Regions from separate parts of the Homo sapiens genome. Here region 2 is linked to region 1. A link is an interaction called in ENCODE POLR2A ChIA-PET data of the cell type or tissue named here. Cell type or tissue: Panc1. All regions are shown on one strand. Each heading gives the region's core, and the rest is flanking DNA. Links, peaks and the distances in the headings are about the cores only.

What was found. ChIA-PET counts read pairs that join two places held together with the same protein. Peaks named below come from ENCODE experiments on the same cell type or tissue, not always from the same donor. Only the 100,000 strongest peaks of a DNase experiment are listed, where the experiment ranks them.
Region 2: POLR2A ChIA-PET joins it to region 1 with 7 read pairs; 2 of 35 experiments call an interaction of 5 or more read pairs at or near these places.

The regions. Positions count from the first base shown.
Region 1 is chr2:31,220,302-31,227,542 of GRCh38, reverse strand. It overlaps a transcript of CAPN14 not described here. Among named protein-coding and RNA genes, the nearest start is that of CAPN14, 6.4 kb to the right of the region's middle. In Panc1, for the core only: no CTCF peak of the experiment used is centred there; no DNase peak of the experiment used is centred there; H3K27me3 peaks cover 1,471 bases.
Region 2 is chr2:31,381,318-31,389,482 of GRCh38, reverse strand. XDH (xanthine dehydrogenase) reads left to right here. Exons shown (of 36, transcript NM_000379.4): 7 at 1,188-1,256; 8 at 1,586-1,672; 9 at 2,928-3,069; 10 at 5,636-5,728; 11 at 6,331-6,482; 12 at 7,757-7,850. Among named protein-coding and RNA genes, the nearest start is that of XDH, 29 kb to the left of the region's middle. RefSeq lists an enhancer at 5,915-6,456. In Panc1, for the core only: no CTCF peak of the experiment used is centred there; a DNase peak (open chromatin) is centred at 4,550.

The DNA of each region.
Region 1 (7,241 bases), core at 1,471-6,470:
AAGCGCTCAATAAATAGTTCCCTTTCCCCTTGGATGAATGAGTACTGAACGTGCACAAGGAAAGGGAAGTCTAGAATAAAAATACACAGGTGAGGGAACTGTGCTTAGGAAGTTTATAAGCCAAAAAGGAGATGAAGAAAGAGGGTCTGTCTGAGTCTAGTTGATGGGCTGTCCAGGAATAACACTCCCCATTCATACCATCGGTACCACAGCTACTTAATTGCTGGAATGCGGCTGTCTCATACATAGCAGCTCTCCTTGGCAGAAAGTCAGTTTCATCCCTGGGTGCAGCAGGAGCAGAGCTAACCTGAGAAATCCAATATTACACGGAGGAAAGCCCACACCACGAGAGGCAGCGGTGTGTATCTGGTTTTAATAAGATGCCTGCTTCTAAGAACCTCAACTTCCAAAGGCAAGACATTTGCTACCTGCAAGATGTGAGCTATAATTCGAAAATCTCCTAATTATGGTCAGTGTCTGCTTTTGTAGCACAGGTGTTTCCAGAGCGTGGGCATCTAGTCCTCATGGCAATCCTGAAGAGGAAGATAGGGATGTTTCCCAGAGGGAAACTCAGGTGCAGAGAGGTAGGAAACTGCCCACACAGGCATCTTTGATTGAGCTATCTATCATCCTACTCACTTTCCCCTCAGTCCACAAAAAGTGGGAGGCAGCTTACCGAAATCCCTTGAATTCTAAAAAATAAATGAACCCTTGAGGCAGCTGATATGAGGGGAATGGGCAGGTGAATGGTACAGAAATATCAGAGGGAGATGAGCAGGAGGCCCCCAGAGGTGAGCAGCCATCACACTGGGCTCTGAGCTGCTTGATCAGTGCAAAAACAGAAACAAGTTATTAGTTCCAAACCCAAATATATCTGTCTGTCCCTGCCAGCAGGATCTTGATTGCACCATCCCACTCAACAGCCTCGCTTGGGTAAGGGAAACACCAAAAGCAGAAAAATCCATGCTGAAGGACCCCAGGACCAGCACCAGTTCCTGAGCATCTTTCCCGGGCTGTAAGTGTTGTTTACATGTCTGTCTCTTTGCCAGGGGAGATAGAGGAAGCACCTTGAGGAGAAAAGCTCTCTTTTAACCCTGCACAGGGCTGGTGCAGGCACTGAAGTTGACTCATTCCTGATGTGGCTTTTGACAAGCAAACAAAGATTAGAAATGTGAATTACCTGTAGTTGGCCAATTATTATAACCTTATATGTTATAACAGATAAGTCTATGACTACAAAAATGTCTGTGAGCACAGAGAACCTGATAAAGGCAGAACCTATGAGCGTGGGATATTTAAAAATACACAGGCAGACAAAGTGGGGTATTAAAGTTTGGGGTGATAATGTATCAGGAATTATTTCCGCATTCTTTACTAGTTCTCTCGGTTCAATGATCTTCTGTTCTCCTTTGATTTGTCAAATCTTAAAGATAAATTATTATAAATTATTAGATAACACAATCCTTATTTCAGAGTTATCTATTTTGTTTCCATGAGTTATTTGCCTAAATTAGTATTATGCCATTTAAATTACAACAACTTTTGATAAATTTTAATATCTGGTATGAATAGTCGCCCTCCCTTACTAGTATGTTTTTAAAATTTCTTAGATATTCTCACTTTCTTCTTATTTTCATCATTGTCTTCCTCCTCCTCTCCCTTTCTGTCTTTTATTTTTTCCAGTTGAAAAGTAATTATGAAAATTTGGGGGTAATTTTGCTTCAATCTTTTCTTTTGTGCACTTATATTTAACTTACCATCTGATCTTTTCCCCCAGTCAACACCATACCACCAGTGTTTTTACATATCCTGAAAAAATATTCCAATAATTAAATTGAAATGAATGCTAATATTCAGCCATATGGAAATTCTGTAATCTAATTAACTATATTCAATAATGGACAGATAAGTCATTTGCAAAATTATTGTCAACAATAATAAAAGCTCTATTTCAGAGTTATCTATTCTGTTTCTGTGATCATCATTGAAAGATGAACATTTTTGTATGTAAATATTCATCCATGGTTTTATTTTCTTTGTATATATTTAATAAATGAAATTATTGGGAATATTATTAATGCTTTTGATACTTATCACCAAATTGCTTTCCAAAAAAGGCACATCAATTTATATACTTACCACAATGATATCAGAGTTCCTACATTTTTTTCTCTCACTCCAGCCCTGTATGTTATTATTTTAAAATATTTTCATTTTATTAAAATGTAGTTATCTCTCATTTAAAAATTTAAAACTTATTATTTTAAAATATCCATCAATTTGGGAAGTGAGAAATGATAGACTTTTAAAAATCAGTATATATTTTATTATGAAAAAGTTTTGAAATTGTTTATGAACCATTTATATTTTTCTGATTGTCTATTTTTTCCCTTATTTTTCTAAAAGCATTTAGTGTTTTTCGTATTGTTTTGAAAGAGTTTTTAATTTTTACAGTAAGGACATTTATTAATCTTTTGTCTGTGTCTAATCCAAGTTAATTTTAATGTTTCGCCAATTACCTTCTCCTTGTCTTCTCTCTCCTACAAAACCGAATCATTGGGATCTCTTAATCAGAATCTCATTAAAACTGTGAATTAATTTTAGGAATGACATATTTTTAATACTTAATCTTTCCCTCCAGGAATATGACATGACTGTCTATTTATTCACAAATCTTTTATATCTCTATAAACTTTTTATAGTTCTCCTCAAATAGGTCAAAAACATTCCTTGATTATTCTCAGATATTTTATAGTTTATTATTATTACAAATGAAATATTTCTATTATGGTACCTTCTAACTGGTTATTGTTATATATAGGAATCCCATTAATTTAAACAATATATATAGTTATTTTATTTACTATTTATTAATTTTAGTTTATTCTTTGTTTTTCTACTTACATAAAGATTATCAACCAGTGCTTTTCTTTTTTATTAATACTATGTTGGTTTATAATGTATATTTCATATTTTGGCTACAATTTTCAGAACAGTGTTGAAAACAACAAAGATGTGAGCATTCTTGTTTTGTTCATGATTTCAATGATATCCTGGTACCTGTCTGGATTCTTTTTTCTCTCCCCACCTCAACTTCTTCACCCCTTGGCTTGGGCATGATGATCTCTTTGAACACTTATTTTTTCCTTTTGGCTGGATAAAAAAAATATTCTACCAAAGCAAAGCATCTAGTGTGTAGTATCTTCTCAGCTTTAACAGACATATATATTTGTATGTGTATAGAAGCCTTCATATGTAAATGTATATGTGTGTTATGTACTGAGTGTTCTTTCCTGGGAGCCTGGGTAGATGGTGGTGCCATCAATGGAAGCTGAGACCGTAGAAGAGTCTCAGGAGCAAGCAGTCAGTTTGAGGAGTTCTCTATTGATAGCCACAAGAATACTAAAGCACTGCCCCAGTCTCTTCTCAAAAGGCTTTTCCTTTACAGGATGGGACGGAATTCACATGTTAAAGAGACAAGAGATTTAACTGATGACACACTCAACGTGGATCAATACTGAGATGTAGTTGCGAAAAATGACGATGGGATTCAGGCTGTATGAAAACAAACATAGGAAAAAATGACTATCAACATTGATGGAGAGCCTGTTATATGTCAGGTGTTATGCTAAGTATTCTTACATAGATGACTTCATTTCATTTGCACAGTGACAGCTCAAAATGTCATTATTCTCCCAGATAAAGAAACAGAAGCGGCCAGGCTTGGTGGCTCATGCCTGTAATCTCAGTACTTTGGGTGGCCAAGGCAGGTGGATCACGAGGTCAGGAGTTCGAGACCAGCCTGGCCAACATAGTGAAACCTCATCTCTACTAAAAATACAAAAAATTAGCCACGCGTCGTGGTGGGCGTCTGTAGTCCCAGCTACTTGGGAGGCTGAAGCAGGAGAATTGCTTGAACCTAGGAGGCGGAGGCTGCAGTGAGCCGAGATTGTCCCACTGCACTCCAGCCTGGGACTCCATCTCAAAAAAAAAAAAAAAAGAAAAGAAAAAGAAAAAGAAACAGAAGCTTAGTACTTAAAATGAGGCAGAGTAGGGGAGGTGTCACTGTCTTTCTGAAGGGTAGGATGTTGAACTGACTGATGTGCTCCAGATGGGGTCTGATGGGACATATTTAACAGTGAGGGAACTGGTCACCCTAAACTGTGCTGTGTGAATAATTTAAGGAGCTAAAAATTTGAAAGTTACATTTGAAGTGCTGTCACATGGGCTGGTGAAAACTCTGGATAGAGGGTGAGCCAAAGATAATCAATTTAGTACCGTGGTATTGCCCACTTGCAAGATTTCCGTTTCTTTCTGCATCTGCATGCTGATAACCTTAAACATTCCTGTCTCCAGTTTACACTTCTCCTTTTGTCTTAGTCAGTTTAGGCTGCTAGGACAAAATGCTGTAGATTGGGTGGCTTATAAACAATAGACATTTATTTCTGGCTGCTCTGGAGGTTGGAAGCCCGAGATCACGGCACCAGCATAGCTGGGTTCTGGTGAAAGTCTTCTTCCAGGTTGCTTGTTGCCAACTTCTTGTTGTATCCTCACATGGCGGAAAGTTGGCAGGAGAGTTCTCTGGGGTCCCTTTTATAAGAGCCCTAATCCCATTCATAACTCCGATTCATAAATCCCATTCATTGCTCCACCCTCATGATCTAAGTACCTCCACAAGGCTCCATCTCCGAATGTGATCACACTGGGGGTCAGGATTTCCACCTGTGAATTTTGGGAGGTCGCAAACATTCACTCCGTAACATCTTTGAACTCCAGATCTTTTTCTGACACTTTCACTTGGATATCCTGTAGACCAATCACACCTAGTCCAAGGGGTTAAAAGGTTCTCAAAAACCTCTCAGTAAGCACCAAATCCAATCATTAGTGAATAATCACAATTATGATTTTCAAAAAATGTATTGAGTGCATATTATGTACCAGCCCCTGGACTAAATGTTTTATATTCATTACAAAACAAACAATTGAATTTTTCCACTAATCATGTAAAGTATCTATCATTCCCATTTTGTGGATGATAACACTGAGGCTCTTAGAGGTGAGTTGCTATCTTGAGGCTATCCAACTAGTAAGCAGTAGCATCAGGGTCAAACTGCAGGCTGATCTGACTCCAAACGTAAGCTCTTTCTAGGATGCAAACTCCACATAATTCCAGAGAGGGCAGGTCAAAGTGAAGGTTGCTATGTGTTCGGGAGGCCCAGGTATGAAGGCCACCTAAGCGACTAATGTTTTCAGAGCTGCTTCCTCTTTCGAAAAAGCCCAGACTCAAAGACTTACTAGATATCATGCTTTTCAGTTGAGGGGAAGTTTGGTCTTTTATGCTTTGAAAGGCACAGATAAACCTTTCCTTGGAACTGTAGGAGGAAAATTCATTTCAACATAAGTCTCTTCCATGTTCTATTGAAAACTTTTGCCCACACAACTCCATAAAAGTGTGTTATTTTCTGTACATAGAGAATCCCTCTATTTTAAGATAATGCAAGCCTTAGGATGGCTATTTGACATAGTTGTTAAGGTGAGGAATTCCTTTGACTGGCAGACCTGAGGCATCCATGCTAGACACAGTGCTTCAGAGGGTTGTGTGTGAAAAACTCCCAGGAATTGGGGCTGCTACATTGGCAACTGTGCTAGAGCCCTCACTCTGGCTGGGGTGCTGCTGACTTCAAGGCACTTTGTCCCTCTTTTCTTGCATCTTCTGGGCATCAGTCGCAATGTCTTATTCACTTTTGTATCCTTGAAATTAGTCATGGTTTATTTACCACCAGGGCTTCTTTCCGACTATACCCCAATGACATGAAACAGAAGCCTTGCAACCGTCTCTCGGAAGGAAATGCAGAAACCACGCTGTTCTCCCTGGCGATCAGTGTTCCCTGTCATGAGCATCATAATGGCAAATACAAATACATTTTCTGCCAAGAAAGATAGGTAGTTTACAAGTCAGAAGGAAAACAAAGCCAAAAGTAAACCAAAAAAAAACCAAACCCCAAAAAGGCAGATGAACACAGGTAAAACTGTGAGACACTTGGAGAAAATGATATCAGGAACAAAGAAAGGGTCAAGAAGAGAATGGTTAGAAATATGTTCCTTAGTAGTGTATTGATTTGGACCCATTAAACAATGCCAAGTACACAATTAAAATAGAGGCAGAAAATAAGAAACATGCACTGTACCTGCCTTGCCTCCCTGATTGGCATGGCTCACAGCCCTGTCCCCAAGCCCTCCCCAGACAGAGCAGTCCTTGTCAATCAGAATTCACTCAAATTATTTGTTATGAATAAATGTTCTTGAAATTTTAATTAGCTCTCTGATAACTTAGGAAAACACCCTTCTGTTGAGAAAATAGCTTGTCTGTGTTTATTTTTCAAACTTCATAGTGAATTTCTTAACGAATATTTTTCTGTGACATTCTAAAAATATTGTGAATGTGAAGGATTTAATAACTTAGGTCTTGGAATTTACTTTGAAACCTTGGCGATGACTTTTCATTTATGAGCTACCCCACAAAGCCTCTTTTTATTATCTCGGTTCTTGGATAAATTTCTAATGCTTGAAAGTTATATATGGAATCATCAATTTTTCCTTTCATTCTTCTGAACTTGTTATTGTCTTTTCTCCCACTCACAAATCAAAGCCCTTCTCTTCTCCTTGTTGGATCCTGGTTTTGAAAATGTATAACCAAACGAACAAAAATCAGGTGGAAAAAAACATCAAGGAATAGCATGACTTGTCAGTTAGTGGCGTGATCTTGGCTCACTGCAACCTCTGCCTCCCTGGTTCAAGCGATTCTCCCACCTCAGCCTCCTGAGTAGCTGGGATTACAGATGTGTGCCACCACACCCAGCTAATTTGTGCAGTTTTAGTAGAGTTGGGGTTTCACCATGTTGGTCAGGCTGTTGGTCATGTTGGTCTCCTGACCTCGTGATCCGCCTGCCTCGGCCTCCCAAAGTGTTGGGATTACAGGCGTGAGCCACCATGCCTGGCCGTCAGTTAGTTTTATGAAGCTTTGGTGCTGCTGCAGCCACCACAGCCTGACATCCCCTGTCTGTGGGGCTGCCAGAAGTAACCCTGGCCAGGGTAATGCTACCCCATGACTTTCTCGCTTTACTCTTATGTTGGCAAAGGGAGAATCAATGGTTAGAGCTTAGCCATAGGCATTTCAGTAGTTTTTCTTATTTACAGTTGTGTTGGATACAAAACAGTTTTACTTGTTCCTTAACGTGAGT
Region 2 (8,165 bases), core at 1,765-6,764, 160 kb before region 1:
CTTTCTTTCTAAATATAGAGGGGAAGTGCAAGGTGGCTGGCTGGGGGGAGGCTCAGAATGGACGGAGCAGGTCTGGTGTCCAGTGCTGGAGCTGTGAATGCAGGAAGAGTCTGCACACGGAGCAGCGTGTCCAGGTGGTGGGGTGGGTGGGGTGTTTCTCTCCTGATGCCACTGCCTGCCTGCTTACAACTTCTCCAAGGTCACACCTCCAGCATCCCATGAGTGCTTTCTTGCAGAAGACAACGAGTTGTGAAACAGACTCTGGAAAATGCCAGCATGGCATGGTGTCTCCTGTGGCTGACTTGCAGAAGGACTGCTCCCAGCCTGCTTTTTCAGGAATTGACTACCCGATAAAAGTGCCTGAGGCAGAACCTATGAGTTTCCCCTACTTTTTCATCTCAGCACAACTCCAGGACTCTGTCTTCTGAAGCCCTGAGCTGCAGATCAGTCAGCTGAGTGCGCCCCTCTGCCACCCTGCAGTGCCTCGGTGCTGGGTGGTAGTGATTCTAGACTCTGTGTGTGCTCTGCCACTGGTATCCTAAGAGGTCCTGAGCAAGTCTTTTCCCAGAGATGCTGGGTGGTCTGACCTGCATACTTCTCCAGAACAGGCCCACAGTGAGGAGTGAAGGGTGTTTACCTTTCTGGGAAGAAGTGCCTAATAAGCAGTAGGGAGGCCATTGGGCACACTGGCTGGACACAGTGCTGGGCTCAGCACCCGTCTTGGACATCCTTTGGCAGGGTCCTGCAGAGAGCCCAGCCTGGGAGACACCAGCCACGCCCCTAGAACCTTGCTGATCTGGAAGTCAAGCCTCTTGAGTCTTGAGAGAGCCAATGGGAATATCCCTCATAGACGCTTCCTGAGGAAGCAGCACTGAAGAAGAGAAATGGGCATAAGGGATAGGTTTTGATAAAGTAGGACCTAGCTTTTATGGAGAAAAGTTCCTGAAATTCAGTGGCCTTGTTGCTCCTATTTGTTTATCCATGAGTTGTTTAATCTACGTTAGCCAAGCAAGAGGGAATGTAGCGGAGGCCTCCACTCTGGGCAACAGGCAGGCAGGATGCCCCTGCTGTTGATGCTGGGACAGGCGTCAGAGCTGGAGTGTTCTGGATATTAGTAATCTAGATTCCTTAGCTTCTGCAAATACTCTTTGTAAATACCCTTGTGCAGATGTTCATCATCTCTCTAGGATGGTGGATGCTGTGGAGGAGATGGGAATAATCCAAATTGCTGCATGAACCAGAAGAAAGACCACTCAGTAAGTGAGTTCTTCTCCCCCTGGAAGCCTGGGGGTAATCTGAGACTTAGAGGAGTCAGTGCACGAGCTCCATGTCCCTGGCGGTGGGGGCTGGAAGAGGAACCTACGGTGAGTCGGTGATGGCAGACTGTGGGGATGGTGATGGTGCACGTTAGCCCCGGGTCCTGTAACTGAGACTCTCTCATTCCTGCCTCCCAGGGATTACCTGCTCCTCTTGCAGCCTGCAGGGGGCTGGGAATGAGCTTGCTGGAAGGAAAGGCTGAATTGGTCCTCTTGGGTGTTTGAAAGGAGGAGATACTGCATCACCTACCTGTTCTCTTTCCCCATAGGTCAGCCTCTCGCCATCTTTATTCAAACCAGAGGAGTTCACGCCCCTGGATCCAACCCAGGAGCCCATTTTTCCCCCAGAGTTGCTGGTAGGTGATGCCTCAGGGACAGATCCAGCCGGGTCTGTACTGTGAGTCCCTGGAAACCTGCTTTATTTTCATACCCACTGGGAACTTTGTGTCTTTCTTGTCCTTTATGTTTCAGCTTAAATTTCCCTTCCATTTTCTGACACTCCCCTAGGTTGAGTCTCTGCTATGTGTACCCACAGCCCCTGCACTTCAGTTCATGTGTGTCACAGTTACAGTTATTAATTTGATGTCTGTGTTCCTTGCTAAATGACAAGCCCCATGAGGATAGGGACTGGCTCTCTAGGCACACTGTGTAGTGTAGCAGGTTCACTATAACCATTTGTTGATCTCCTGCCTATATCTAATACATAAGCACTCCAAGAAACGTATTCCCTCTATAAGCAATCCATTTATTTAAAACAAAACAAAACAAAACAAAAAACGAGAGCTCTCTTCAAAGGACATGATCTGCAGCTCACAGCTCTGTCTTAAGGAAACCCCCTCACACCCACTTTATCACCATCACTCTAATATTTATGGCAACGAAAGAATCAAGCCACTCGGAGTTTTTGAAGTGCACACTTCTCAGAGTTTTGAGCTATGAAAACTACCTTGTAGCTTCAACAGGCCAGAGAGAATGGCTTTGCAGCAGGCCACCAGCAGATCTTTCTCTGGACTGTGAAACTTTGAAAATACTGGCAGTTCGATTTGAGGGCTTCGTTCTCAGCCCAGTGTCTTCCTGCAAGCACTAAAGCCAGCCTTCCTAGGCATCCCCTTATAACAAACTCCTTCCTTCCTTCCTTCCTTCCTTCCTTCCTTCCTTCCTTCCTTCCTTCCTTCCTTTCTTCCCTCCCTCCCTCCCTCCCTCTCTCCCTCCCTCCCTCCCTCTCTCCCTCCCTCCCTCCCTTCTCATGCCTTGTCCATGGTGCCCCCTGGAGATATTATGGGGCACTGCAAGGAATCTGGCTTTCAGCCAGGTCTGTTGGGGACCCCTCATGGCAGGTGACCTTCAGCAGGTCCCATAACCTCCTTGACCCTCAGGATCTTCTTTCACTGGTGAAAATGAGGCTCATAATGCCTCCTTCATGGAAGTCTTGTAAAGACTAGTCCCAATGGAGTTCCTGCCTCTGAACATATTACTTCCCCTTGCTTCTTCCTGTTAGATATTTTCATTCTGAATGTCAGTAAAACATCCCATTGAGGACTTAAAGCAATTTATAAGAGGAATGACAGTAGGAAGAGGGAGACAGTGTAGTAAGAAAACTGCATTTCCCAGAGGCTGAAAGACACTCCTCGGAAGCAGCTGCGATTTGAAGGGGAGCGTGTGACGTGGATACAGGCCTCAACCCTCAAGGAGCTGCTGGACCTCAAGGCTCAGCACCCTGACGCCAAGCTGGTCGTGGGGAACACGGAGATTGGTAAGGGCCAGGGAGGCTGCCCTGGGGCTGCCAGGGGGTCTGGGGGTGTTTCTAGGTCCTCTTGCCCATCCTCACCTCCCCCTGACTTTACTTGCCTCTGCACCCTATCCCTCTGCCCCACTGACTACCTGGAGCCCACTGGAAATCCCTGGACACTCCAGTTCCTGCAAAGGCCCCTAGCTGTGGAGTCCCACAGGCCTGGCTCAGCCCCTTGCTGGATGTGTGACCTCAGAAAAGTTGCTTGTCCTCATCTACCCTCATTTTCTGTTTTTTATATGGGGATACTAACAACTCCTTGAAGGATTGTTTTGGGTGTGAAATGAGATCCTTGCATGTAGTTGACTTCTCTCCACAAACATTTACAGAGCACCGAGCATGAGCCAGGTACTCTGGAAGGGGCTTGGGATACAAAGCTCAATTGGACATGGTTCCTTGCCTTCAAGGGCCTTCTAGTCTAAGGGAGGAGGAACTAATTTAAGCAAAGTGTCTAGGCCAGTGGCTGATGGACACTAGAGGTTCCATAAATGTCGCTTTTGACCCCACCACCCCACTTTTTCTGGGGGAGGATGTGATAAGGTAAAGAAGAGGAGAGCTCCAGGTGTGACTGTGTTTGTGTTGCCTATGACCATGGCCACCTGCCCTGTCAGTGCTACCACCTAGGACGTGAGGCCTGGAATAGTTGAACAGGCTGGGAGACTCAGAATATGCACCTCTCAGCCCCAGTGCTGTAAGAGATGGGGAGAGGTTCCCAGGTCCCTGCTAATCTCTGTCGATTTCTAAACCTGGCATGGCCTATTTCTACTTTGCTGGATCCCAAGCCTAGTGAGGATCTAAGGAGGAGACCGTGGGACAGCTGAGGACCTCTGCTGTGGAGGGGCATGCTCTCCTTCTAAGCAGTCAGGTCCTGGCTCTGGTTCCTGAAGGAGCTGCCAAGCCCTGAGTTCTGGTTGGCTCCTCAGCCACAGAGAGGAGAGCCTGGCTTGGGTCAGTGCTGATGGAGTCAGAATGGACGCCTCCCTCGTGCGCACATATACATAAGATAGAGTCCCCAACTGTGGTTTTGTGACACACTGAGGCAGCAGGGTGGGCTGAGACACACCTCAAGAAATGTGATCTTGATGGCCATGGCTCAACAGGACTCATGGCTCATGTAGCTCAGGTGTAGCTTGATTTAAGGTGGCTGGGGGAATCTTAGGAGGTCCTTCTTTTTTTTTCCTCAAAGACAGGGTCTCACTCTGTTGCCCAGGCTGAAATACAGTGGTGCAATGTCACCATAGCTCACCTCAAACTCATGGGCTCATGTGGTCCCCCACCCCAGCCTCAAGGGGATCATTTCACACTTGCATGCTCCCTGCCATGAGCCATCCAATGTCCTGGGCCCAGTTGGATTCCAAGAGAAATGAATAACAAAGATTACCTAAGTTCCACAATTAGAAATGATTTCTCAAGACCATTTCCTTCTGCGCCACTCCCTTCTCTCTTATACATACCCCAATAGCATAGTCACCTCCAGTCAACGCAGAGTGTTGGGGGAAGGCAGACAAAGAGAAAACCTTAGTAACGTAGAACTTGCTGCTTCAATCTGTGTTCTTTGTCCTGGAAGCTGATATTCAAAAGGGGCTGGTATTCAGGTGCTTCTAGGATTTCTGAAGGGAGCTTTGAAGATTCTGGAATCTGGGGATCCACAAAGCCTAGGGCCCCCTTCAGAAATCCTAAACAGCACCTGGGGGGAAGGGGGGGCAAAGAGGTCACAGGTATTTCTTTTTTAACCTTTTCCATCTATACACTGTTGGCAGGGCTGGGAGAGGTGCTGAGCCAACTGGGTCTAAGGAACAGAGGCACACTTGTTTAACAGAGGCTTCTGACTCATTTAGTCAGGAAGGCCAGAAACCACACACAGATGTGTGGCCCCGCAAAGCCAGACAACTTGAAGAACTCAGGCAGATAGTGGGAACTGGAGGACAGATTTGAAGTTTTCCCTCCCATTTTCCTTTTTTGTTTTAATGTTAAACTTTCATGTTTTTATTACGATTATACCCCAACACGAATAATCATTCCAGTACTGAAATTTGGTTATTCTTAGCTGTGTGATTTGGGCAAGAAACTTAACTTTTCTGTGCCTCAGCTTCTTCATCTATAAACAGAAAAATCATAGTACCTCATAGGGTTGTTGTGAGCATTAATTAAGTTAAAATAGGGAAAGTGCTTAGAAGGGTTCCTGACATACCTTAATTTCCTGTGTTTTCTAATGTACACAAACACACACACACACACACACACACACACACACACACTAGAGTGAATTCAAACTCATTTCATTTGAATTCAGGTAGGTTTTTTGAGAGGGAAAGAAAGACCTAGTTTTGGGCTGACAGTCCAAAGACTGCATCTAATCCCACCCCTGGTCTACTGAGTTTCCTATTCCCAGACACCTACAGTCACCAGAGAGCATATTATGATTGTGGATATGTCATATATCCTGTGTGTAATGGTGAGAAAAGCTGCTAAGGCCTGCCCTGGTGATACAACAATGGGCCTACAACTTCAGCTTCTTGTTTCTCTCTAGGCATTGAGATGAAGTTCAAGAATATGCTGTTTCCTATGATTGTCTGCCCAGCCTGGATCCCTGAGCTGAATTCGGTAGAACATGGACCCGACGGTAAGAGGAGGTTCACTCCAAGCTTATGGAGGGGCTGTGAGGCTGGGGATAGGTTACAAGGTGGGTGGCAGGTATCAGGGTGGTCTCCCCACTGGCTCTGGCTGCCCCCTGCTTCTCCTGGGGCTCACCTTGCACAGGGAAAGGCGGGAGGAGACCCCATTCATTGCTGAAACATCCATGGTAGGGTGCCAGTGGGCAAGAGGCTGCGGGATCTTCAATCATTTTTCTCAATTCTGGCTACACATTAGAATCACTCATGCGGGGGTGGGGAGGTGGGGATTGTGCCTGAGTGCTTTTAAAAAGAATGCTAGGACTTCACCTTCAGAGATTCTGATTTTAATGAGTTGAGAACTACTGGTTTAGAGGAAAGAGCATTGGTTGTAGGATCAAGAGGCCCAAGCTTGAGTACTGGCTCTTTTATTAGCTGTGTGGCATTGGTTAGGTCACTCAACCACTCTGGGCCCTCATTTCCTCATCCATGGAAAGCTGTGAGTCCTGATTCAGCCTTGCTCCAGTTGCTGGAAAGCTTCAGAGGAGCTGTGCATGAAAGCCTCTTCTGAACTGTGGGAAGAATTGCTGTGATTCCGAACGTGCGTTCCCAGGTATCTCCTTTGGAGCTGCTTGCCCCCTGAGCATTGTGGAAAAAACCCTGGTGGATGCTGTTGCTAAGCTTCCTGCCCAAAAGACAGAGGTGTTCAGAGGGGTCCTGGAGCAGCTGCGCTGGTTTGCTGGGAAGCAAGTCAAGTCTGTGGCGGTGAGTCGCTCTCAGAAGCAAGCGAGGCCCGTAGGATGGAGCTTTCATCTGAAAGCAGGGCAGCCAGACTCTCACTGTGTCAGTGCAGTGGGCCTCAAACTTTAGCGCTTAGAGTTGCCTGGGAGGAGCAGTGCTTGTTAAAGTGCAGATTCCTGGGCCCCACCCTCAGAGATTCTGATACATGGGTCTGGGATGTAGCCCAGCTCTTCAGGTGCTTCTGATGAAGGTGGTCTGTGGGGCACCCTGGGAAATGCACTCCACGACTCATAGGCTTCATTCTGTGGTTGCAGAGATGAGGCTTCCTGCCTCCCTCCCCCTTCCTGAGCTTGGCTGAGCCAAACAGTAGGTGAACAAGAGATATGGATATGCTAGGGAGAAGTCAGAATTGAGAGGGGAATTTCCTTTCAGAGCTATAGGGAGAACCAGAGACAGAGCCCTCCCACAGAGGGAGGAATACACCTGTTGATTATTCAGTCAGCCTTCAGACAAGTCCCCACATTCCCAGTTTGCAAATGGTGGCATTCGAACACCCTATGCCAATGGAAGCTCTTCACAACAGTTTATGGTGTCGGAAGAAAAGCTATCTCTTCCATTTTTAAATTGTTTTTTTAAATTAAAACAAAACAGCCTACTCCTATTCCTCCCAGCCCCCACCCCAAGTACCTGTCACTTCTGATTATAGATAAGGAAACATAAACTGTAGATAAGGAAACATAAACTCAAAAACTCTGCTGAGTTCCCTAGTTCTGCTAAAATCTATTTCCAGGAAGAATTGTATTTTCATCGTGCAACTGATTTTCTTCCTGTTTTCTAATAACGAGAACCCTGTATCTGATTCTTCTTACATTTTTTTTGCCAAGTTACCAGGAAGTTCAGATCCAAATAGAGCAAATTGTTCAACCTTAAGTCTTCCTCCTCTCTTTCCTTGATCTTTATCTTCTATTTTACTAAGTCTATATGGCCTCTGTGATAAATCACCTCAATCCTTTCGGGAAAAGGTTGGGTGAAATCATCAATCAAACACACACACTTAAAGGGGCTTGCCTGCTAAAATTTTAGAGTGGGGATCCAATCTCAAGTATTCTGATTTCAAATTTTGCGCATTTTTCAGAATGCCGAAGTTCTCACTATGCTGGTATTGTGACTACAGTAGGCACAGGACCTCAGGGGTTTGCCTGCAGCAGGTGTCACCTGGCTGGTATGTTCAGGAGCCTGCTACGTGAGCAGGGGTTTCCTGGGGTGGGCTCTCACTGCATGCTCTCTGCTTGTTTTAGTCCGTTGGAGGGAACATCATCACTGCCAGCCCCATCTCCGACCTCAACCCCGTGTTCATGGCCAGTGGGGCCAAGCTGACACTTGTGTCCAGAGGTGAGCTGCCTGAAGCAGAGGTCCAGGAAGAAGGACTTGGGGGAGAAAAGTCTCACCAGATAGGTCATTTTCTGGAGAAACAGAGCTCAAAGTTCAGTGACCCAGCTTTCCCTGTGATTTGGATCCAGGGAAGCATGGAGAATGTACCTGGTTTGGTGGACGGGAAAGCTGGATATTTTCTCTGTAGAGAATTCACAGCAGGAACTGCTACCTGCATGCCTTACCTAGTGGGGTACTGGGGCTGGGATGCACTGGCTCACCACAGCCTGCTGTTGGATCTTCAGGAATTCTGTGAACCATTTGTGAAACACAGTT